Regions from separate parts of the Mus musculus genome. Here region 2 is linked to region 1. The links are chromatin loops, found by intact Hi-C in ENCODE. Cell type or tissue: heart. All regions are shown on one strand. Links, peaks and the distances in the headings refer to the core of each region. The heading gives the core; the rest is flanking DNA.

What was found. Hi-C counts contacts between places; a loop is a spot of excess contacts. Peaks named below come from ENCODE experiments on the same cell type or tissue, not always from the same donor. Only the 100,000 strongest peaks of a DNase experiment are listed, where the experiment ranks them.
Region 2: a loop joins it to region 1, with 3 times the contacts of the local background. A loop is called at or near these places in 1 of 42 quality-filtered maps.

Annotation. Positions count from the first base shown.
Region 1 is chr1:130,711,440-130,722,673 of GRCm38, reverse strand. It overlaps Pfkfb2 (6-phosphofructo-2-kinase/fructose-2,6-biphosphatase 2), which reads left to right and starts at 6,853. Exons shown (of 15, transcript NM_008825.4): 1 at 6,853-6,953; 2 at 8,098-8,208. The coding sequence starts at 8,118. It overlaps Yod1 (YOD1 deubiquitinase), which reads right to left and starts at 5,347. Exons shown (of 2, transcript NM_178691.4): 1 at 4,863-5,347; 2 at 601-3,958. The coding sequence starts at 5,190. The coding sequence ends at 3,255. In heart, for the core only: a CTCF peak has its summit at 4,795; DNase peaks (open chromatin) are centred at 5,183 and 6,783; H3K4me3 peaks cover 3,961 bases; H3K27ac peaks cover 2,957 bases; H3K27me3 peaks cover 489 bases.
Region 2 is chr1:131,088,993-131,100,226 of GRCm38, reverse strand. It overlaps Mapkapk2 (MAP kinase-activated protein kinase 2), which reads left to right and starts at 2,384. Exons shown (of 10, transcript NM_008551.2): 1 at 2,384-2,938. The coding sequence starts at 2,702. In heart, for the core only: a CTCF peak has its summit at 4,745 (motif pointing right); DNase peaks (open chromatin) are centred at 2,366, 3,236, 4,485 and 8,576; H3K4me3 peaks cover 3,329 bases; H3K27ac peaks cover 4,205 bases.

The sequences.
Region 1 (11,234 bases), core at 1,364-9,363:
TTGCTGCTTAATTTCATATACATCCTACTGTAATTTTTCCACAAAGATAGAAAATTCACCTAGGGCAGCTTGAAGGGAAGAAGCTAGGCAGACAAGTAAGTTAGACAAGTAAGTTAGGCAGGAGCAGTTAGGCGCACACCCGGGCAGGGAAATAATGTTAATTTGGGATTCTGATTTTTCTGGGACTTGAACTCAATAGAGTATTCAAATGGTATTAATGGTATCAGTTCCTAACAACAAGGTTAGGTTGGCCAGTAACCCCTTGCCTATGACTTCATTCATGGAGAGCTTTAAGAAATCAACCATGAATCGCTAGCAAAAGATGTGGTAGCATCTAGATGCCTTCATGTGGTGTCATATCACAAAATTCCCAGGGACATTAATTTGGACTACTGCTGTGACTAGGGTATCTTTATAAAAACACACCGAATCTTTAATCTAAAAGAGTGGGGGGTACTGGGGAAATGGGGTCAAAGCATAATTTTTATTCTACCACTAATGTAAATTGACTCATTTTAATTAAAAATAATTATTGTAGGACAGGCAAAAACTGGACAGAATGGGTTTCATTAGGACATAGGTTTTCTTTTTGTTTTTGGTGTTTTTTTTTTTTTTTTTAGCGTTGCTGCAACTAAATTCACAGATTTTTTTTTCAAAATTCTAAAAATGAGTTTCCTCACAATTTCAAGAGCTTAATAAATACAGGAAAAAATATGAAACAAATCTTTTAAATTCTATGAGGCTTAACAGCTTGTATTTGGAATGAACAGAAATTAATAATTAAATAATTTGCATATAATGCTTCACCTGGAATGTTTCACAACAAAAACACTACTCTCAAACCAGTTCTCATATCAGCAAATGATTAAAATGTCTTTTTGAAAGCCATTTTACTATCAAGTGTCTACCTGACAAACCAAGCAAAAGATAAAAATAGAATAAGAAACAATCCCCTAAATAAATACTAAACAAGACATACAAATAACACTTAGAACAAAGACTTGATTTTTAAGATACCAGTGCTCATTCTATTTCTTTACGTTTACTAAACAAATCCTCTGTACATTATATAGACTCAATTTTAAAGTGACAGGAATTTATTTTCAAAAAATAGAACATGCCTGACACATTATAAGTTATTCAATAAATACTTGTTGCATGAACAAACTTGGATCCAAATTTTTAGAAATATTGAATTTGGATGCTCAAGTGGTAAAGGTAAGCTCTATAAATACGGTGCATAACCCAATTTTACAGTTTTAATGTACAGCTTTAAATTAAATATTTTACAGAGAAAACAAAAGAGATTTAAAAAATCTAACCCAGAGGACAGGTCTGAAGAGACTTTTGTGACAGTCATTACATGTCATGACCTCCAAGTGTCCGGCATCCTAAGCTCACTAGAACTATCTTTAAGGCTCAGTTCAAAAAAGAAAAACATTTTCAACTTATATGACTATAATAATGCCATTGCCTGACTGGCTATGTGCACAAAGGGCATTCAAGAAAAGTCATCTGGCCAGGTACGGTGGCCCCTACTTGTAATCTCAACACTCAGAAGGCAGAGGCAGAAGGATCACTTTGAGTTGGAGGAGCCTGGTCTATATAACAAATTCCAGGCCGACAAGAAACACACAGGGAGACTTTGTCTCAACACAAAAGAGAATCTCATTGGATGATTGAAGCATACTTTGTGAATTGTTCAATTGTCCTTAAAGGAACTTTCTAAATTGTTCACTTTAATATTCCTTAATTTGACATGGTCACCATTACCATGTAAAAGGCTAAGGGTTGACTTTGATTTTAAAACATTTGCTAAGAAGAATCATGGAAAGATGTTAAGTGCTTTAAAGCACATTGGTGTAAATGGTTCTCTGAGATATTTAATAAATGAGATCAAGATAACAAAACTTCACAACATTATGCCTCTATACACTGTATGACAGATATACAACAAATTATAACTTAGCATCCCTGATCTTTAGAAGAATTAAGAGGTAGAAAACTTTACCTGGAAGATTCTATAGTGAAGCTAAGTTTTGAGAGCAAGTGCCTTGAGGATCAATCCATCAAGCAAATGGCTACATACCTAACACTAGGTAGCAATATTCTGAGAGAGCTGTATAAGGCAAGGATTTTAAAACTTTGTATATTTTCTAAGTGAAACAAACCAAATCAATTATTTAAAAACTGAAAGTCAAAGATCACAGATGAACAAAGTACTAACTTGCAGAACTGTGAAATATCCAAAAGATCATAGTGGATCTATGAATACTGTTCTCTACGGAAAAGAGTTTCAGGAAACCAAAGCATTCCATTGACACTTTAGAGGAAGACTTGTTAGTAAGAAGTGCTTTGAGCTGAAGAGCTGAGGAAATCAAATCCCTTCAGAAAAATTTATATGTATGTAAAAAAAAAAAAAACAAAAGAACTAAACACTCAAATTTTCAAGATACTTCTTGAATTTTAAACTAAATTAGCAATTAAAAAGGCATACCCTGCTTCACTGAAAAAAAAAATTACCTAATGTGACAAATAACAATACATGAATTGCATTAAAACAAGAGGCCAACAGTCTTTTAAAGCTTCAGGAAGCTGCTTCAGGCACCTTTTCCCCTTATACATTCTACTTTTATACACTAGAAATCGCAACAGGGCCATATTAATCCCTGTTTTAGATAACATTCTCAAGGGACATACTTCTCCCCGTAAAATTGCTTTCAATATACTTGTAAGTAGTTAGATACACTTATAAAGTCTACCAAATTGCAATATAAAAAGTTTTGACAATTCTGAGTATCTTCATTTGATGGATCAATTCAGAATTTAGAAACTACTAACTCATTCAAAGTTATTAAAAGGAATCAACTACTGGAGACATTGTGGTATATGTCCAGTGGCCCTCCACAAGGCTTTCCACATTACCTAAAATATGATGTTTTCTTCTATAAGCTAAAGCCACTAGGTGCTGGTTTATAATATAATCCAGTCTTCGGGTTAGCATCCCAAGTGGCCAAAACCACCTTATTCCGACCCCCAGTAGAAAGAGGGCATGCCACTAGTGTAGACACACATCTGTAAACTTGCACACTGATTTTAATCTTAACAAGGAATTTCAGTGTCAGTCATACTAGTTTAGGATAAAAGGATGGTCCAAGCATTGTGTTCTATTCTGTAGGGTTATGAATAGCTTATTGGAAAACCCAGAGCCTTCTGGATCTGTGAGGTAGTAGGCTCCCACTCTTATGAATAGATCACACCTCTCCAAAGTTGGTATGGCCTGTCTCCCTGGCATGGTCCCTTGCTTCTGCTTGTCCGGTTAGGCCCTTCTGACAGATCATGCATCTCAGGGTGAAGCGGTTTACATCAGTGAACTGTCTCTTTCTTCTAGCTTCATCAGCTAATTCCAGTGCTTGTACAAGAACAATATCATCATTTGAGGAGAAAATGGTCAGAGGAGGGGTATCTGGATCAGGGAAGTTACGCTGAAGCGGATCGTAGTGAATGCCATCGTAGATAAGCAGAACTCTTTTGGTATATCCTGCATCTTCCCCAAAACGATCAATTCTGACTGTCTGTGTATCTACTACACATATTTCACATTGGTAAAACTTAGACAGGATTGAGATCTCGATTGCCCCCCCCCACGTATCATCCCTTCTGATCCAATCACAGTAGTCTTCGTTTGTCTTTCCCAGTATCGCCTCACTATACAAGACTGGATCACTTGCTACAATTTGTGCTATGAGGCGTCTCATCTCAGGGGCACAAGCTGGATTCAAGACTCCTCCTTCCACGACATAGTACACACTGGTAAAGAGGCAAGAGTTGTCTGCTGGGACTGCGGTTCTGGTAAGCACAGGCAGAGCTTCCCTGACATAACTAGGAGCACCATATTTTGAAAACGCAGGTGAAGCTTTTGGTCTGGTTTGGTCTTCTTCAACAATCAGCATGTCACCTGTCAAAAATAAAACAAATCCAGAACTGCAGAGAAATTATAGATTGGGTGTTTATTAGCCAACTCAGAAAATTAGAAAGCAAAGGAGTTAAAAGTATAAAGCGGGTTACCAAGGAGAACACAACTTTGTAAACAAGAGGCCAGTAACTCTCTAAGTTTGTTTGTGTTTAGTTCAGTGTCTTCAGAAAGAGGCAAACAGAACAAAATGCTCCGCGCTGCATTTCAACTTAAAAACCAAATCTTTCAGATGTTCTCCACAGACTAGGTAGGTCACTGGGGTGTTCTTTGCACTTCGCATGCCTATACCATCTGACAGCTCGATTCGAGGGGCCTTGCCACAAAATGGAAAAAGCTTTGAATGGTCAACACTGACGTTCAAGTTCTAAACCTGGGAACAAGTAACTGCTGTTGGTTAATTCTACAGCAATAAACACAACGTCCAAGTGTGTGTGTGTGTGTGTGTGTGTGTGTATGTATGTATGTATGTATGTATATATATATATATATATATATATATATATATATATATATATATATATATATATATGAGACACAAGATAAAAAGAAATTAACACACAGGGAAAACGAAAAATTGGTATCTCAACCGCTGACCTGCTGATCGGGATAGGGAAAAAGAACCATCCCGTCAGGGAACAAGGGTCCTGCTGTCCTTTGGGAAAGCAGAGGAAACAAATGACCTGGAAGCAGGCTTGGGGAACAGGGGACTTCAAGACTCCAGCCTTGTCTCTAAATCACAAGTAAAGGACTTGACACCTGCCCCGGCCTTCCCGGAGTTCTGGTCCTCGAAGCCCCTAGCTGTCACATCGGCACTCTGCCTTACTAGCTTCACTCTTCTCCCCTCCACGTCCTCCAAGACTTCCCCGGCCCCGGCCGGTGCCCGTACCTGACTGGATGGGCAGGTCCCCAAGAGTGATGTCCCGGTCGCTGAGATCCAGGCACTCGGGCGGGTAGCCAACGAGGATTCGCTGACTGCCGGGAGCGATGCCGGTGATAGCGGCGATTTGGCCCTGCAGCTCCCGTAAGCGGGTCCGGCTGGAAAGACCCTGCAAAAGGTGGGTGCCACCCTTGGCCTTGCAGCGGACCCGCCACATAGTGTCGGCCGGCCGGCCTCCTGCGGGGCCAGCCTTGGTCCCAGCCTCAGACTGGGGGACAGCGCCGGAGTAACCAGCGGGGGGGACCCCAAAATGGCCGCCTTTGGCGCCTCCAAACATCGCGAGAGGTGGCCGCTGGGGCGCTTCTCGCGACACCTCGGTGGGGGGTGGGGGGGACTCGGCCTCGGTCCTTCCAAAAACGGCGCGGGCTCTTAAAGTGGCAAGGGCGGCCGCGGGTGAGGGTTGGGGGTCGGCCGGCTCTCCCGAGCGCTCCGGTGAGGCGAGCTTCGCGTCGGCAGCATTTATGCTCCAGGGAGGAGGGCGGGGAAGGAGTTCCCGAGTCTAGCAGAGCAGAATGTCACCTTGCAGGGAGGTCGCCAATGATGAAAGCAGCCTCCCAAACACCAGGCAGAGCCGACTCATCGTCGGGAAGGTAAACAAATGCCAAGAGAGGTCAGAAGGACCCACCAAACAGTCACGCCGCTGGCGGGGTTCGTGGCTGCGCCGAACTGATTCATTGAGGCCAAGTGGACGGGACGAGCGGGGAGTCCCGTGAGACGAACTTGAAAGCGTCCATCTGCCACCTCAGAAAGACTGTATGAGGTCAGCAGCCGTGCCTGGGGCGATCGCCTCACTCCCGCGGTTGGTGGCAGGGCTCAAGAGGACTCACTCTTGGTCATCAGGATTCCAGTCCGATTCCTCGTATCCCAGTAGGAAGACACTTCATCATGGCAACGCAGTCCTCGCGGTGGCCGAGAGACAGAAGACAGACGGGCAGAGAGGAGACCTGACCAGATAGCTAGCCAGTTTCCAACTCTGTAGCCCGGGAGCCCGAGACTGCCTTGACCATAGTTCTAAAGGTGTGCAGTAAACGCCGAATAATGACAGTTCGTAGCACGCTGGAACTCGCCGCGGGGGTGTGAAACGCATATTTGGATTGTGTGGAAGATGACTTGACTCTCGGGTCAAGAAGGAAGGAGTGAAAACAGTTCTAGGGTCCCTCCCCCACCGTTTAGCCAAAGCAGCAAACAAGTCCCCCTCCCCACTCTGGACTGTCAAGCATTGTCAGGTACCAATGGTGTGCAGGGGGAGTGACTTTGAAAAGTAGTTCTGGGAGATATAAACCCCACTGCAACAGCCTCTACTGTGAATCAGTTACAGCGAATCTGTCCCTCTGTACCCTCACACCAGGAGCGGGTGCACTTCTCCTCCTCCTTGGCTCTTCCAGATGACCACAGATAATGTAGCCTGGGTCCAGGGATGGAGGGGGAAATCAAGGAACATGCTTTGGAGTCACCTGTCTGGTGAATGGGAGGCTCCCGGATCCATAGGCTCCAAGGATGCTGACCAGAAGTTGTAGTTAGTTAGCTCTTGCCTTCTGGTAGCCAGCAAGGCATCTTTACAAGCCGACCTCAACCTCCCAGAACCTAGTCTAGCTGGAGATTCAGGAACGAAGGCGTTAAGCCTCACTTTTCACCAGTCACTCCCACGCAAGATGTCAGCCAAACAGGTCTCGCGAGAATAAGGGAAGGGGGGGGGGGAAGGGAAGGCTTTTAATTCACCCCGCCTCCAGCTCCATTTGTTTCCAGGCAACAATGCCACCAAGCTCCCCTGGGCCGGCTGCTTTGCGAGCTGACAGCCTTAGGCTGTCACAGGTCCTCCCAGACCCCAGGAGCCCGCCCCCTGCCCTGCAGGTGCTTCATTGGTCCAGCGTGCCTCCAGGTGAGGGCTGACGCCAGCGTGGGCGGGGCCAAGCGCCCCACGTGACTCGCCCCAACCCCCGGAGCCCGGACTACTTCAGTCTGTCTGCCAGCTTTGGTACCCGGTGCTCCGGTGGCGACACTGGGTCTACAGCAGGGAGGACGAATAGGACAGGTCATAGGGTGAGCGGTAATTGAGCAGTCTGGACGCGGGGCTGGGGTGCTGCGCGGGCGCGGGGATGGTGCAGAGCGACAGTGCTTCGTGCTTTCGGGAAGTGTAGCTCCGGGTGACGCTCCTGGGCGTGCAGCCCTTCAGGGACACTGAGCCGCAGCTGCGGAGTGAGGACTGGAGAATTGGCTCTGTCAGGCCAGGAGCCGTGCACGGGTTTTCTTTTTTCTTTTCTTTTCTTTTTTTCCTTTTTTTAAATAGAATCTTTTGTCTTGAGCTCCTTGGCATCGGGGTTTGAGTAGTGAGTCCCAGTCCCTCTCACCCTAGTTGATATCAGGACGCAAGGCTTATTTTGCAGGTAACATTCCATAAGTCATTTACTTCCGCTGCGCCCTAGGGTATGGATAGGAAAGGGCAGGGAGGGTGGAGAACGTCAGAGAATGTAACATGCTAGGGCTATCACAGCTCCACTACAGTTCTTCCTTCCTAGAGTGTGCTTTCACCCCGTCCGTCCCTCTCACCAGTTTCCAAATTCATTCTCATTCTCTCCCTTCTCTCCCTGTCCCCCTCTTCCCCTCCCTCTCCTTCCCTCTTCCCCTCTCCTTTTTCTCCTTCCCTCTCTCTCTCCTTCCCTCTCTCCCTCTCCTTCCCTCCCTCCTTCTCCCCCCCCCCGCCCCCCCGCCGAGACTGAGTTTTTCCTTTGGATTGGGGTTGCTTTCTTGATCAAGTGCACTTCATCTCTCCGCATCTCCAGCGCTTCTGATTCCCACCTCTGTTCTGTCTGTATTCTTAAACTTAGAATGTGAGGGCAAGAAACTTGAACAAGGTACTTTGGTTATCTTCATTTGTCAATTCTGTAAAATAAGACGAAGTAATCATGCTAGGAAAATCTGCTTTATTAAGATTACTGGAAGGCTTGCTGGGTTTGAGATGTATGAGTGTGAACCAAGTCAGCAAAGAACTGCAAAGTTGGGGTGCAGCTGTATACGTGAGGAGTCAGGTTTGTGACACCCAAGAACAAGTGTTTGTGAAGTAGGAGCAAGAGGCTGGACCTGGATCTTGGTAGGGGCTTCTTCCCTTTGTCACACTAATTCTCTGCACCATTTTTAGGGATACCTTCCTTCCCTTCCTTCTATTTTATTATCTCTCCTTTCCCAGGTGCCTCCTGAAGAACTACCATGTCTGAGAATAGTACATTTTCCCCAGAAGACTGCAACAGCAGCTATAAACCCCACGCCTCAAATCTGCGAAGGGCAGGGAAGACATGCTGTGAGTTCTGGTAAAGAGTGACTGGCTGCGGATCCCTCGTGGGGTTTTTGTCCCAGAAATGTATTTGTATCCTAGACTCTTTTTCTCTGTGGGGGTGGGGAGTAATTCTTTGCATGGCAGTTTATGTTTTATTTATTTTGCGTTTGGATCTTAGCACAGAACCCTGACTTGCTGGGGACTTGCAGTGTAACCCAGGCTGCCCTCTGACTCATCATGCAAGTTTCCTCTTATAACCTCTTGAGTACAGATGTGTGAGACACATGGCATAGGACTTAAGACAGAGTCCACAGTGAGCAGTTCCCTGTCTCAAACTAGTAGGCTTAGTATCCTTGGGGCTTCTTGATGCTTTCATTAGGGGTATGTGGGAGCTAGAGCAAGTTATTTTATACATAGGATGGCCAAGTGTCAAGGTACGCAAGTAACCTGGGGCTGTCACTCTCAGTTCCTTTTATCTCTTGGACTGTGTTCTTGGAAGGCAACACTCATTGCATATATTGAAGGCAGAAGCCGGGCATGGTGGTCCCCACCCATAATTTAAGCCCTGGTGAGGTGGAGGCAGAGGATGAGGGGTTCAAGGGTGTGCACAACCACACATACTTAGTTCAGAGTAAGCCTGGGTTACTTGAGACCTGTCTTAAAAAACTAACCCAAGATGCAGGTGAGAGCCAGCCCTTGTCCTGTTCCTCCCTGCCCCGAGGGGAATGAGCTCTGACATGTGACTCAGTGTCGGGTGCTTGAAGTTCTTGCAGGGTTAGCTTTGGGGTTTTGCAGATTCTTTCACACAAGCATTTTAATATACAGAGATGGCAGAAATGGTGGCAGGGGACTCAAGCATCATTTCTTGTTCCCTGGACTCTACATTCCTAAGCAAGGCTGTACACTTCCCTAGAAGTCTGGGGACTTGGTCCTCTGGAAGGTTTCTGGAAACCTCAGGAGCCTTCTAGCACTCTTCTTTCTGGAACCCCCCTGGTCAGTTCTCCCTTTATGGAGAAGTGCTTATGTGTATGCGTAGGTAGAAGGAGGTGGTTAGTGTGAGATCTGACTGGTCAGTTATCTCAGAGCTGCATTATGGTGTCATGCACTTTCTTGTTATTTCATGCTCTTTTATCTGGCGTCCATGAGGCATATGCTGGATTGATGCAGTTAGAATACTGAGCTTGGCACATCTCTGTGGTTAGGGTCTCCTTTTCTTGCCAGGGCAAGAAGCTGCCACCTAAGGCAGACTGTCTCGTAAGTAAACTTACAGCATGATGCTTAATTATAGTCCCTTTGGTCTGACTTCCCGGGTTTGAATGGTGGTTTTGCTGTTTCCTAGCTAGCCCTTGAGCAATTTGCTTAACCTCTCTCTTCCTCAGTTTACCCTGTAAGGAAGCAAGCGTCCTTTCTCTGCCCTTTTACCTTCTCCTCTCCTTCCCTTCTTTCCTTTGACAGTGTCTCACTCTGTAACCCAGATGGGCATTAACTCGTCATTTTCTCGCCTTAGACCCAGAGTGCTAGGATTACAGGTGTCACTCTTACTCTTAACCTAGCTCACTGCATTATCAAGTGGAGACACTCTAGACTTCATAACAGAGTAAATCGTTCTCCCAGGAATGATGTAAGAAACAAATAAGTATATATAGACAAGTGCTGACATGAATGTTGGACATAGCTGCTGTCATTTTTCACAAGTGACTCTTTGTATTTACGTTTGAAACATTACATATAAACAGACTTACCATTTAAATGCTATTAGCATCTCCTAATTTAAGAGTCCTGTGAAGAGTCATCTTTTCAGTGTTCTGACCAGTTATTCTGATCTGGTGTCTCCCTCTTAAAAGGAGTGTGCTCAGGTACTAGCTATGTAGTCTAAAAGACAGCAAAGAAGGTTAAGAGTGGATTTCAGAAAGCCAGTTCATATCGTCAGCGCTTCTAGCTCTGCCTTGTTCTCAGCTAGCCACTCCTGCCTGCTTTCCTAATCCTTTCACAGCTCTTGGAGGGCTTTCAATTGCAGCATAATCTACTCTCATCCCTGCTCCGGACTCTGCTGGTTGTTTGTTTGTTTGTTTGTTTTATTTTTTTTATTTTTTTTATTTTTTTGTCTAGTCTAGTCTCTTTAAAACTGCTTTTTCTACCCAAGTAAAGGACTCTGAGTTGTCATTTCTGTACTCAGTTTTTCTTATGTCATGGCTCGCCCATGAGATTGTGAGATCCTTAGGAGAATACGGTTTGGTTTTCTCCGCTCTGCACAGAGACTTGGCAGTTTGATTCCTATAGACACCTTGTTCTCATCCCTCTTACTAAGGAGAGCGGATCCACTGGCGCCTTTTCTGTTTTGCTGCTGTGTCTTTTTTTTTTTTTAAGAACCTCACTCAGGGCAGGTATCTTCTAAATTGATAAACCCAGCCTCACCCTGTTTGCATTGTGTGGAAAAGGTGCCCTGTTACAGACTCCCTGGTTGCCTGTGTTGCTTTATTTATAGCCCAACTCCTGTCCCTTGCTGCTTATTACACCTGCTTGCTGACTCTGAACCTGAGAAGTGACTGGTTTCACCTCGGGCAAAACGATGGCTGTAGTGAGCCAGAACCTTCAGAGGAGCCTTTTGGGGACTTGAGTCGTTTCGGGGATCAGGTTTAGGGGTGCTGCTGGATGGGGTACTTTTAAGGTACCCAGATGAGGGTCTTAGGAGGTCACTGAAAGTAAGGTCTTATCTGCTTTCTTTACTAATTTTCTCTCTTTCTCATCTTTTGTTTCTTTTATTTATTTTAAAAATATTGCTAGTGGATTTGGAGAAGACAAATGTATTTTCCTGAACTACAAAAGCAGTGCAAGTTGAGAAAAGCTCAAGTAATGCATGGAGAAAACATGGAGAGTGAAGTACCTTCCCATCTTTCCTGTCTTCGCTAGATTCACCTCTTTTAGGTGTTTATTTCTGGGGTGTCCCATTAACAAACACAGGTGGACTCATGATATACATGCTCTTCTGTTGCCATTTCCTTGTAAAGAGTTTATTCTACCTTGGGCTCTTTTATTTTTTTCATGTTGGT
Region 2 (11,234 bases), core at 1,012-9,011, 380 kb before region 1:
AATAGTGAGGACCTGAGGGGCTTGCAGGCCCCCTTTTATGCAGGGCTTGGAGAATTTTCCAGAAGGATTAGCTAACCTCTAATGGCCTCTAATATGATTGGGAGGGGCAAAGCAGTACCATTAGTACACTTTTGATTGGCCACTATGTTAGTTTCAATATATTTGGTGAGACCTTGAATTCCAGAGACCAGCTCAGCTCTGGCCCTGTTATCTCCTCTGGCCAGGTGTCCAGGAGACTGTCTCAGCTCTGGAGCTCTCCTCCCTAGTTCAGGGTCATCATTGACTAAAGGCCCATTGTCAGTGGCTCCTTCCTTCTGAGGAGCCCAGTATGCTGCTCAGGGAATTGAAAATTTTTATTTCTAAGGTTTGTATACCTCTCACACCTTCTTCTCCTTCTCCTCCTCCTCCTCTTGCTTCTCCTCCTCCTCCCTCCTTCCCCCCTCTTCATATTGATTTATTTATTGTTATATGTAAGTACACTGTAGCTGTCTTCATACACACCGGAAGAGAGTGTCAGATCTCATTACAGATGGTTGTGAGCCACCATGTGATTGCTGGGAATTGAACTCAGGACCTCTGGAAGAGCAGTCAGTACTCTTAACTGCTGAGCCATCTCTCTAGCCCCTCTCACACCTTCTTAGGACAATCGGATTCTGTTCATTTCTAGTTTGTAGTTTTGCATGGTGCCTTGCTGCCTCTGAATAGCTCATTCTCTTTCCAGCCTCTGGAAAGAAAGAGGTGATGGCTAAATGCCAACAAGAGGTCCCAAAGACCTTCTGTGGGTACATGGGGGCAATACAGAACTGAGGCAGTCAGGGTGGGAACCTCTTTCCACAGGAGCCAATGAGACCTTCCACCTCCTCATCCCCAGATTCCTTCCTTTCTCTGTCCCTGCATCTCCACAGCCTCAAGCAGTGCCTTTGAAACAGGGCGTTGTGTAGCTTTGTCTTCAGTGTGGAAGGAATCTACCCAGCTGCAGACTGAGGAGAGCCAATGTGCCTTCTATTCCCAGGTCTGTATCTGCCACACTGCTAACCCAACTACTGCATCTATCCCCCTCCCCCCCCCCCCCCCCCCAGTTAGAATTATCACCACAGGGATGAGCGAGAAGTATTGAGCACTGAAAAAGCGCTTGTCTCCTTGATCCATAGTGAGTTGGATCTCAAGAGGGGGCCTACAGTCCTCCACCTGTTCATCTCTGTCTTCCTTGGAACAAGTATCTTCCGGAAATCTAAACAGGGAACAGCAAATGAGTCTTGCCATCCTGGGCTATGTCTCCAACGCCCTTTTCTCAGGGCACTGTCTCGTCTCCAGAGTTTTGTTGGGACATATTAAAGACTTTGTGTGACCATGGGTCAGGTCTCATCTTTAATTTGTCTGTATTAGTAAGTAAACCAGAGCTTTGTATCTATCTTGTTCCTTTGTCTCATTTCTTAACTGCTGTAACAGTCAAACCCTTGTGGATCTCAGCAGTGCTACAGGCCAGTTAGGCCCAGAGATTTGTACTAGAACTAGGTTGCTTCAGGACTACTTATTGGCTATGGCCGCAGGGACCATTTCCCCAACTCTAGAACCATTTCCCAGCCCTTCCCCTTGCTCTATAATCGCAATGAATTAAGAACACAAATGTATAAGTGTACCTCCCAGAGAGACATGAAGTTTGTGGGTATTTTAAGACAGAGTCTGTCTTTGTTGTTCAGGCTGGCCCTGTGACTTGTTATCCTCCTGCTTCAGTCTCCTGCATATAGCCGGGATAACAGGTGGCTAGAGTGCCCCATTCCATCTTGGGTCATTTTGGGTTTATATAAAAATATGTTCGAATTCATAATAATTAAATTGTTCGTGGTATCACAGTAGTACATTCTTCTCAGTGAAAACCAGTAAGTCCATGAGAGAAAAAAAAAGTAAAACTCACAAGTATGTTAAGGAAATTGTTACTATTGCCTGACACCTGATCCTAGGATGAATAGTCTCTCTTATTCCCCCAGTCCTGGCCCCCGGATTCTCGCTCTGCTCGGGTACCCCTCACCCCCCACCCACAGAGTCCACGTAGAAAGATTCTTATCAATTATCCGTTTCTTTCAAAATACATCTCCTCCAATTCTCCGATGACCTGTCTTCTAGATCCAAGCAGCTGGAGGAGTGAGGGTTTTGTTTGAACTATCCAGCAGCTTTTCTTTTGCCCTCCTCCCTTTCCCCTCTGCCCGGCCCGGGTTAAGAACTAGGATGTCTCGATGCCCTCCACAAGCCCGCTTGCTCGCAGTCCCTAAGCTCTCCCGCCACTGGACTTCCTCCCCTTTAAGGCCCACCCCTCCCCCATGTCCACGCCTCCCAGTCAAGCCCCACCCTCGATCCTCCCCTTTAAGGACTAGCCCAGGACGCCGAGCAGCCTGTGACGCGGCCGCCGCCCCCGGGCTGGTACTTCTCGGCGCGGCGATTCCTCCGGCCGGGCCCTGCCGTCCCGCGTTCCCCGGAGCGCACGTCTCCGGGGGGAGGGAGCAGGGCTGGTGGGCGCCCGCGGCGCACAGCGGGACCCACGGGGCCCCGCGACCAGCCGAGCCTGGAGCCGGGCCGGGGCGGGGCAGCCGGCTCCAGCCCGGAGCAAACTTCGCCGCCGGGCGGGGCGTGGCGGGGACCCGGGCCCGAGCCGGAGGAGGGGGCGGCCGCGGCCCCTGCCTCTGCGCGCGAGTCGCCGGGCACCATGCTGTCGGGCTCTCCGGGCCAGACTCCGCCGGCGCCTTTCCCCAGCCCTCCACCGCCAGCCCCGGCCCAGCCGCCGCCGCCGTTCCCCCAGTTCCACGTCAAGTCGGGCCTGCAGATCCGAAAGAACGCCATCACCGACGACTACAAGGTCACCAGCCAAGTGCTTGGCCTGGGCATCAACGGGAAGGTGCTGCGGATCTTCGACAAGAGAACCCAGCAAAAATTCGCCCTAAAGGTAAGTCTGGGCCGCCCGGGATCGCGCTGAGATCCGGTGCAGCTTCCGGTCACCCCGCGAGTGGCCGGCACCCGAGAGGACTCACGGGGACTGCCATGTTGGGGTGTGAGTGGGATCCAGCCTGGTGGCCACTCTTGGGACCCGGACGGCCTCTGCTCGCTTTACCCGGCGCCGAGGACACGGTGGCCTCGTCCTCCCTCCCTCCTTCCTTTCTGCGGGCACAAAAGGCCCTTTACTCATTGAGCTGGTTGGTCGGTCGGTTTGGAGAAGTTCGCTCTCTGAGGTTTCCTTAACCCTACTCCTTATTTGGGAGCCGGAATGTGACTTCGCTCTCCTCGGCCTCGCGAGGTCGGCGCGCAGCGGTGGGGCGCGTCGGCGCGGAGCGGCGCGGCACTGGAGACTGGGGACCCCGCCTCCGTGCCCCGCGATCGTCTGGAACCGCCAGCGCCTGGCCTGCGCTGCCCCTTAGGCTTGCGCCGGGCTGTTTCCATTGCTCCCTCCACCGTAGGAAACCTTGTCTGTAAGCCAGGCTTGGCCTAGTGCTGGTACACTGGTCCCTGGTAGCCGGAGACTCAAAGGCAGGAAATACTATTCCTGCATTTGGGAAACCCACTCTTAATCTCTGTGGGTCTACCCGTCTCTGCTTCTGTCGGTGGTAGTGGAGAATGGGGATTTCAAAAGGTCCAAGTGAAGCAGGGAAGGCTGTCATTCAGGGTCACTGCAAAGTTTTCTTCTCTCAAGGGTTTCAGGTTACACCATATCTCTAAAGGTCACTTGTCAGGTTTCTTTCTCCTGGGGTGTCTCAATGATTGGAGGAGCAAAGTACTTCCTGTGTTATATTTTGCTCTTCCCCTTCAGCCCACACAACTTGCTTTGTTTCAGCTATTCTAGAGTACAGATAGATTGAGTTATGCGTGAGGCCGTTGTCATACACGGTCAACGGGACCGAAACCTGGTACTTTGTAGGGGGAAAATAAGTTTAGTTTTTATGATGTTTTGCTGTTTTCATCTTCTGCATCACATTTAAAAAACAAGCAAACAAACTATAAGCTCTTGGGGAGTTAGCTAAGCGAGGAAAGGAGTTGGTTGGGTTGAACGGTGGCTCTGACCTTGGGGACTGGAGGCAAGGGAACAGTTTGACCACAGTTAACTGTATTGTTGAGGAAGTACAGATGTTCTTTCCCGGAAAGATTCCTCTCTCCTCTGCGATGCCATCTGCCTTTACCCACCAGCAGACTGGGGCTACTAGCTGTTCACTCTCCTGCATAGTTGGAACACAGTATAAAGACTTCGCAACAAAACCCCCCGCTTCACCCCTTCCTATTCTGTTTGAATACACACACGGTCCTCTGAAGTGCTCTTGGCTGTCAATTCAGATTGCTGGTATAGTTGACAGAAGTTCGTGTACTTTTCTCCTTTGAATAGTTTTGAAAGGAAGGAGCCTAGCCGAGTATTAAGCAGTCTTCGTGCTTCCCCTTCTCTAGTCAGAAGTGGGTGACTACGGGACTCTCAGTCTGTTTTGACGAAAGCAGCCTGCTCCTGCTCCTGGAGCTAAGGCTGACTCAGCTGGCAAATTGCAGATTTTGAGTACATCTTTGTGTTGAGATTTAGTAGTAGAGGAAGAATGGAGAGCCAAGATGTTTGGAGAGTGGCAGCCGTGTCAACAGCATTTGCATACCCAAATATTGGCTGAGACATAATCCAGCCACGAGGGAATCTGGTTAAAAGAAATCCTGTTTCAGTGACATGCACTACCGAGATTCCTATGTCTTTTGTTGTTGTTGTTGTTTAAAGATTTATTTATCATGTAAGTACACTGTAGCTGTCTTCAGACACACCAGAAGAGGGCGTCAGATCTCATTACACATGGTTGTAAGCCACCATGTGGTTGCTGGGATTTGAACTCAGGACCTTCAGAAGAGCAGTTAGTGCTCTTAACCGCCTGAGATTCCTACATTTTACACTTTAAAAACTTTAGATGCTGAGTAGTGAAATGATTTCAACACAAGGAGCCCCCCCCCTTTTTTATGGGCAGCATGGGAGGGGAGGATACAGTGGAACAGGCTGGGTTGATGATCCATCTCTTTGGGTGCTAAGCAGAGACCTGTGCTCTATAGAGTGTATCGACCCCATGCCTAGTGCCCAGTGTGGGCACTGTGGGGTTTTAGAAGGCTGTCTTGTAGCCCTGAGGAAGAATGGGGAGTGAAGGCTGCTCATAGGCTTTGCTCTTTGTTCTATTAAGTGAAACCAGAGCTCTTTTGCAGAAGACTCAGGTGGGTAACACCTACCTGTGGTTCTAGTTCCAGGGGCTCTGACACCCTATCTGTCCACACACACACACACACACACACACACACACACAAGCAAAACACCCATACATATAAAATAAGGATAAATAAATAAAGGAGCCAGCTGGTCCTGTTGCTTTCCTTTATCTTCTTGGGAAAGCAGATGTTTAGATGCTCTGGTAGATGCTGTCACCCTGCTTTCTCATTCCTGCTTGCCAGCCTCTGAGTCACGCACACACTTCCAGTCAGTTAGAAGCCAGTTGAGAGATCATCACCATTCAACACATTCATTTAGTTGATGAGAAACCAAGGCCCAGAAGGAAGGAACAACTTGCCCAAGGCAAGTGGTAATTCATGCCATCACTTGACCGAGGCGGGAACTGAACCCGGTTCTTAGTCTCAGGCCCCTCTTTGCCTCTAACTACAGTGGTATTGACAGGCAAGTATCCAGTTGCTGTTTCAGTCTGACCTATTGGCCCCATTTGTTGGCCTGAGGACAGTGGTGGGTATGGTATATACCACCTTTCAGCTACATTGCTAAAGTTGGAGAGGAAGCTTTTAAGCCAGCAGGTCCTTGAGTTTTGGATGTATAACAAGCCCCCCTGTCCCCCGTTAGGGAGTTTGTGATAGTCATCCTATTTATTACTCTTCGGGGATTCTGTCATTTCTTTGGTAGGGACACCCAGTCTCAGTCCATCTCTCTGTCTTCCACGTGGGTTACACGGCTGCATCCTGCCTTACTGTGTCATGGTGACGCTTAGGTATTAGCTGAGCAAATTTAATTAAAGCTTGTATGTCCCACTCTGCTGTTCAGTGCTGATTAGGTGAAGCATGTTATTGCTTTACAAAATCCGGGATGTTGTCATAACTTATCTCTGTTTACCTTTCCATTGCGTAGACTAGGGGAAGCAAGGTCCTGTAGTTTCTTCCCTTTCTCCAGTGTTTCTCTGGGTCGTTGAAGTGCCACAGTGACGTAGCTGCTTTTGGTAACATGATGGAGAGATCAGAACCTCTCACCGTTGTCCTGGACATTGTTGAAGGGCAACACCAGCCCCCTCTCACTGCCTATTATCCCCCCCCCCCCATAATGCCCTCATTCTGCGTCCTCACTGGAGAGATGGCCCGATAGCATGGCTGGCAGGGGACAGTCGCAGTTTGACATTTGCTGGGTGGAAACATGAGGTAAGGAAAGTCTCGTGATCACGCCATCCAGTTTGGCTCCAGGGAGCTGACAGCTTGTGGGGCATTTACCATAGGTTTGTGAGGCTCGAGGCATTAATGCCCTATAAAATGTTTGGGGTCAAGAAATCTATTTGGAGAAGGCAAGATCAGTAAATGTTGTCTAGGGCAGCAGTGTCAAATATGGCAGGCATTCTTTGCATATAGCTATTTGTATAAAAGTAGCCAGCGTGCAGGCATAAAACCAAATGGAAAACGCAGTTGCCAGCCTCAGTTTGAACATTCAGAAGATTGTTGGATCTCGCAGGAAAGACTACTAGTCATTGCTGGACTGGGGGCTAAATTGTGTGACCAGGAATAGAGGGATTCTGAAAGACGGACATCCGCGAGGGAGGATTGCTGCTGCCAGGGCAAGCCTTGGCTGGTGGCAGTGGGAACTTGTTGGGCCTCTGAGGAATGAATGGGTCTGCCAGAAGTCTTGAAATTAGCTGTGGCTAGAGCTGAGGGGAAGAGCAGGAGACCAAGTAGGCCAGAAGCAGTGGGGCTAGAAGCTCAGGACCAAACTGACTTGTCTTGGGGTCAAATCAGCTTTAAAGTGTTTTGTTTTGGGGAGGTAGGTAGGCATTGAAGTTGGGGTTTGTAGACTTAGACAGAAAGGCCTTCAGAGAATATAGCTATCTTTTGGGATATGTCTGCAGGCACGTCATCCTGGTGTGGACTTAGCCTCTCTACTGAAGCAGGACTCTGGGTCTCGCTCGATGCAGGATTAGAAAGAAGTAGGTTAGTTAATGTTCCAATGGCCCTTTTTTCATTTGTGAATTTTGGACTTTCATGGAATCTGAAAACTCTGTAGTTAAAGTAGTTATGGTTGGGTGTCTAAAAGTGAGGCAGTAAGGAGAAAAACCCTCATGAGGCCTCAGGGCCACATCTTGGTGTGTGTGGGGGTCTGGGAAACAAAGTGTTCCTTTCCCAAGGAGGATGAAGGCATTCACGGTTAGAGAGACAGGAGTTGGGGGTGTAATCAGTGGAGCAGGAGTGAGAGTGGGAACAGGAACCAAATCCTGGGGCTGGAGGTGGAGTCAACCTCCTGTTCTCTCCGGGAGCTAGGGATGGGAGGGGTCTGTGCCAGAGGGCATGGCAGGTCTCAGCACCTAGGTCTAGGTAGTTTTGAGGTGCCAGAGCAGACCTGCTTTGCTTGGAACCATTGCTCTCCCTGGTTGGTTTTGTGGTAGAGTGTTCACTGTCCTGCCTCTTCTCTGTTTCACACCCTCCCAAGGTCATGGTGAGGTCTCAGTGCCCCCCTTCCGCCATCTTTTGTGTGGTTCTCTGCCTTGGATGGAGGTGAGTGGGCAGAGGAGAGTTATTTGTAGGGACTGCAACAGCTCTTGATAGTTGAGTAATAATGGACACTCCTTGGTCATCTTGTCACCTCCTCCATCCCATTGAGGAAGAGGCTAGGCTCTTGCAGAAAGGCTCTGTGGTGTGCCCCAACATCTTTCTTGCTTGTGGGCAATGGAGCCAGATGCTGTGGAACCTGCTCTTGGTGTAGGTTTCTTAGGGTGTTTGGTTGCCAGCAGGAAGTGATGCTGGTATTGAAGACCTGTCAGCCTCAAACTCAGCTCCCGGGTCTTCTCACAAAACGCTTTTCCCACATCCCTCCTTGTAAATGGGGGCAGTGGTAGGGAAAGAGGGTCATGTCAGAACAGCTAGATACTGTTCACCAGTAAGACTGAAGTGTCTTCTCTAATCACTAGGACTGATACCCCTTAGGATCTTTAACACTAAGATTTTATATTTTGAGTTATATAAGTTCATACATAAGTTCAAATATAAATAGAGATGGGCCTGTTTTTAGGGGTTATGTGCTAGATAAAAAAGTAAAAAAAAAATCAAAACTAAACAGTAACAGCAACAAAAATCAACAGTAGACTATTCAATAGTCTAGGTTTGATGCCCTACTAACTGATTGTGTGGCTTTGACAGAGAGTTGGGCTCTAGCTGTCACTAGGCAAGCCCTGGCAGTGTGCAGTAGTAGAAGAGACTCTGCAGGAGCCCAGACTCCAAGGTCAGGAGAGACACTTGCTGACTTGCTTTGTGTTGAATGGTTAGCAGTACCTGGGCCAGTGTGGATGCCCTCTGATAGGTGTAATGCGTCCAGCCAGCTGATAATCTTTACTGACCAGCTGATCTCTCTCACGTAAAAGCTTAGGAAGTATTCCAGCTTGCGGCTCAGCCAAGAGGACAGGCAATGTCAGCTCTTGCCTTGAAATTAAAGAATCCCAGTGGAGTGGGGTACAGAGTGGAGATGGGGATCCCTTGTTTTCCTTCCCCAGACTCTGTCATTTGAAGCCATTGGGACTTTGGTAGGCCACTGCGATCAGTTTTTAAGGCTGTGTCCTGCATTGGGGCACCTGACTTGGGGGGTAAGTATGGCTGAATTGTAGCCATGACGTTACTGCTGGGTAGTGTTTGTCTTGGCATTCGACATCCTTCACTCAGCCACAGTCTCTGTAATGGGCAAGGGGTTGTTCTGAGCCTGTAAATGGGGACTGATTCCCAGAGTTGATGAGGATGGTAGGATTTCTGTGTTGCTCCACTGGTCTTCAGAGAGCGCTGGCCATTAAGGAAGCAAGTGGAGAGGGCACGTCTGGAGGAGACTGCCTTCTCCTTCCTGTGGCTCAGCATGGATATGGGATCCTGTGTGCTGGGCTGTCCTGATTGGTTTGGAGGAGGAGGGCAGAGGAAAAGGGATCATGAGGTTGGGCTTGGCCTCTGGCATTGTCATATTCTTGGAGACTTTATTCTGTGGTCCAGTAAACATCTCCGTATGCCAGCTGGGAGGTGGTGGAGCCTGAGCCTTAGCTCAAGGTCAACCTCTATTTGTATGCGATGTTCCCCTTTAAGATCAGAAAAGCTACATGTTTATATCACTGGGAACCTGAGCTCTCCAGAAGGGTCACAGGAAAGGGCATCTTATTCTTGAGGGATGGCTTCAGGCATCTCCTGACTAGTGCCAATTTGGACCCCTCTGGGAGGTGAGAGTGGTGGCTGCAAGTAGCAGTTCTGGGCATCTGTGTAAGCGTCTGCCTCGGCAGACAGGAGAGAGCTCTGCTGTTGATCCTGCCTTGTTTAGCTCCTAGGTGAGTCTTTCTGACGGAAGCAAAGGTAACCTATCTTTTATCCCCGGGAAGGAGAGGGAGTCCAGAGGACTCTTCCTGGCTCATGCCTCTGCTGACCCCTGCTTCTTCTCTCGGAGCTTCTTGCCCTCCATCTGCTTCAGGGCAGGTGACTGAGTTGGTCCCTTTGATGGCATTTTGACTATCTGTGTTATTAGGAGCCTTCCAGACCACACTGACCATTTACAGCCTGGCCTCCTGCCTCGGGCCCAGGACTGATACGCAACCTCTGTCTCAGTGTCTAAAAATAAACTGGCTACGCTGCACTTCTCTCTTCATACCCAGGCCCTGGTATCTGCCCCAGGTCTTCTTGCCACACACTGAACTGTTGATCTCATTTTTAACCTGTGCCCTCCTCTGTGCCCTTTCCCTTTCCAGCCTGAGCTTGGTGGGTAGTGGGGCAAATCTCAGTCCTGAGGGCGAGGTAAGAGGTGGCTTCTCCAGGTATCTTGATTCACTTGGACAAAGGCTACAAGGGGCTGCCTTGCCATTCCCCAGGCAGGAGAGGGCCAGGCAGAGGAAGGCAAGCAAGCTTTTAGATGGTTAGGCCTTCTGCTATGCTTGCCTGCTTCTTAGCTCTTGCCAGTGGGTATGAATCTGCCCTCAGTGTCTATCCTGTCTGGCCTGGGACTGAGTTTGCTGCATCTTTGTCTTCTTGCCCTATTCCTAAGTTACACTCTCCACCCCACAGTGTGTGGCCTCATGTTACCACATCCTGAAGTATGACCTCATTCTGTTGACTTCCAGGAGTAACTGGGCCCTGGCCTTCTGAGTACCTCCTTGCTGAGTTGGGCCAGGGCCTCGTAGCTTAGCCACCTAAGAAGGACACCAAGGACAGAAGGCCTTTTACTTTCTCACTGCAGTGGCAGAGGTATCGCCTAGGTGTATCCTCTTTCTCTAACTGCTAGGGCTTCTGTGGAGCAAGATGAGGAAGCTGTGGGTAGGATGTCTCTTAGCTGCAGACAAAAGGCAGGATGTCTCCTTCACTTCCATCTGAGCATCCCAGTCCTTGGACAGGTGTTGTTGATACAAGCCATGGCTCAGATCCACACTCTATGTCTGTTTCCTGGAATCAAGGTATATTTGAGGGGCAAGGGTATGTGGCATGAGTGTTAGGAGCCAAGAGACAGGACTTGAGAAGTCCTCTGCCTCTGTGGAGTTAACTACCTGTCTTCTCTGGTCTGTTGTCCCCAGGGCTTCAGTTCGTCTACATCAGCCCCTTAGCCTCTAGATGGGAGGAGCTGAGTATATAGTTGGTAAGAGTTTTATTTCTAACTGAGACAGAAGAGGTCCCTGTCTTCAGAATATCAGGCTTTCCCTCTTTCCCATCGAAGCCTTCATCCTTAGCCTCCAATTCTTAGGAGAAAGCTAATAGACTCTTAGCTAAAGGAGCAGGCTTTGCAGGAGCCATGGGGGTACGACACGAAAGGAAGCGTCTGCAGATTGCTGGCCATGCCTAGCTTCTGTAGAGCTCTCTTGCAGTGAGGGAGCGGAGGATGGCCAGGGACCTGTGTGAAAGGAACTCAGAGCATCCTAGGAATGCAGGTAGACTGGCGGGGACCACCCGTGCCCTGGAATGGTATTGGAGAGGCCAGTCTATTAAGGGGGTATTTCATGCCTTTACTGGCATCTAAGGCACAGTGAGAGAGCAAA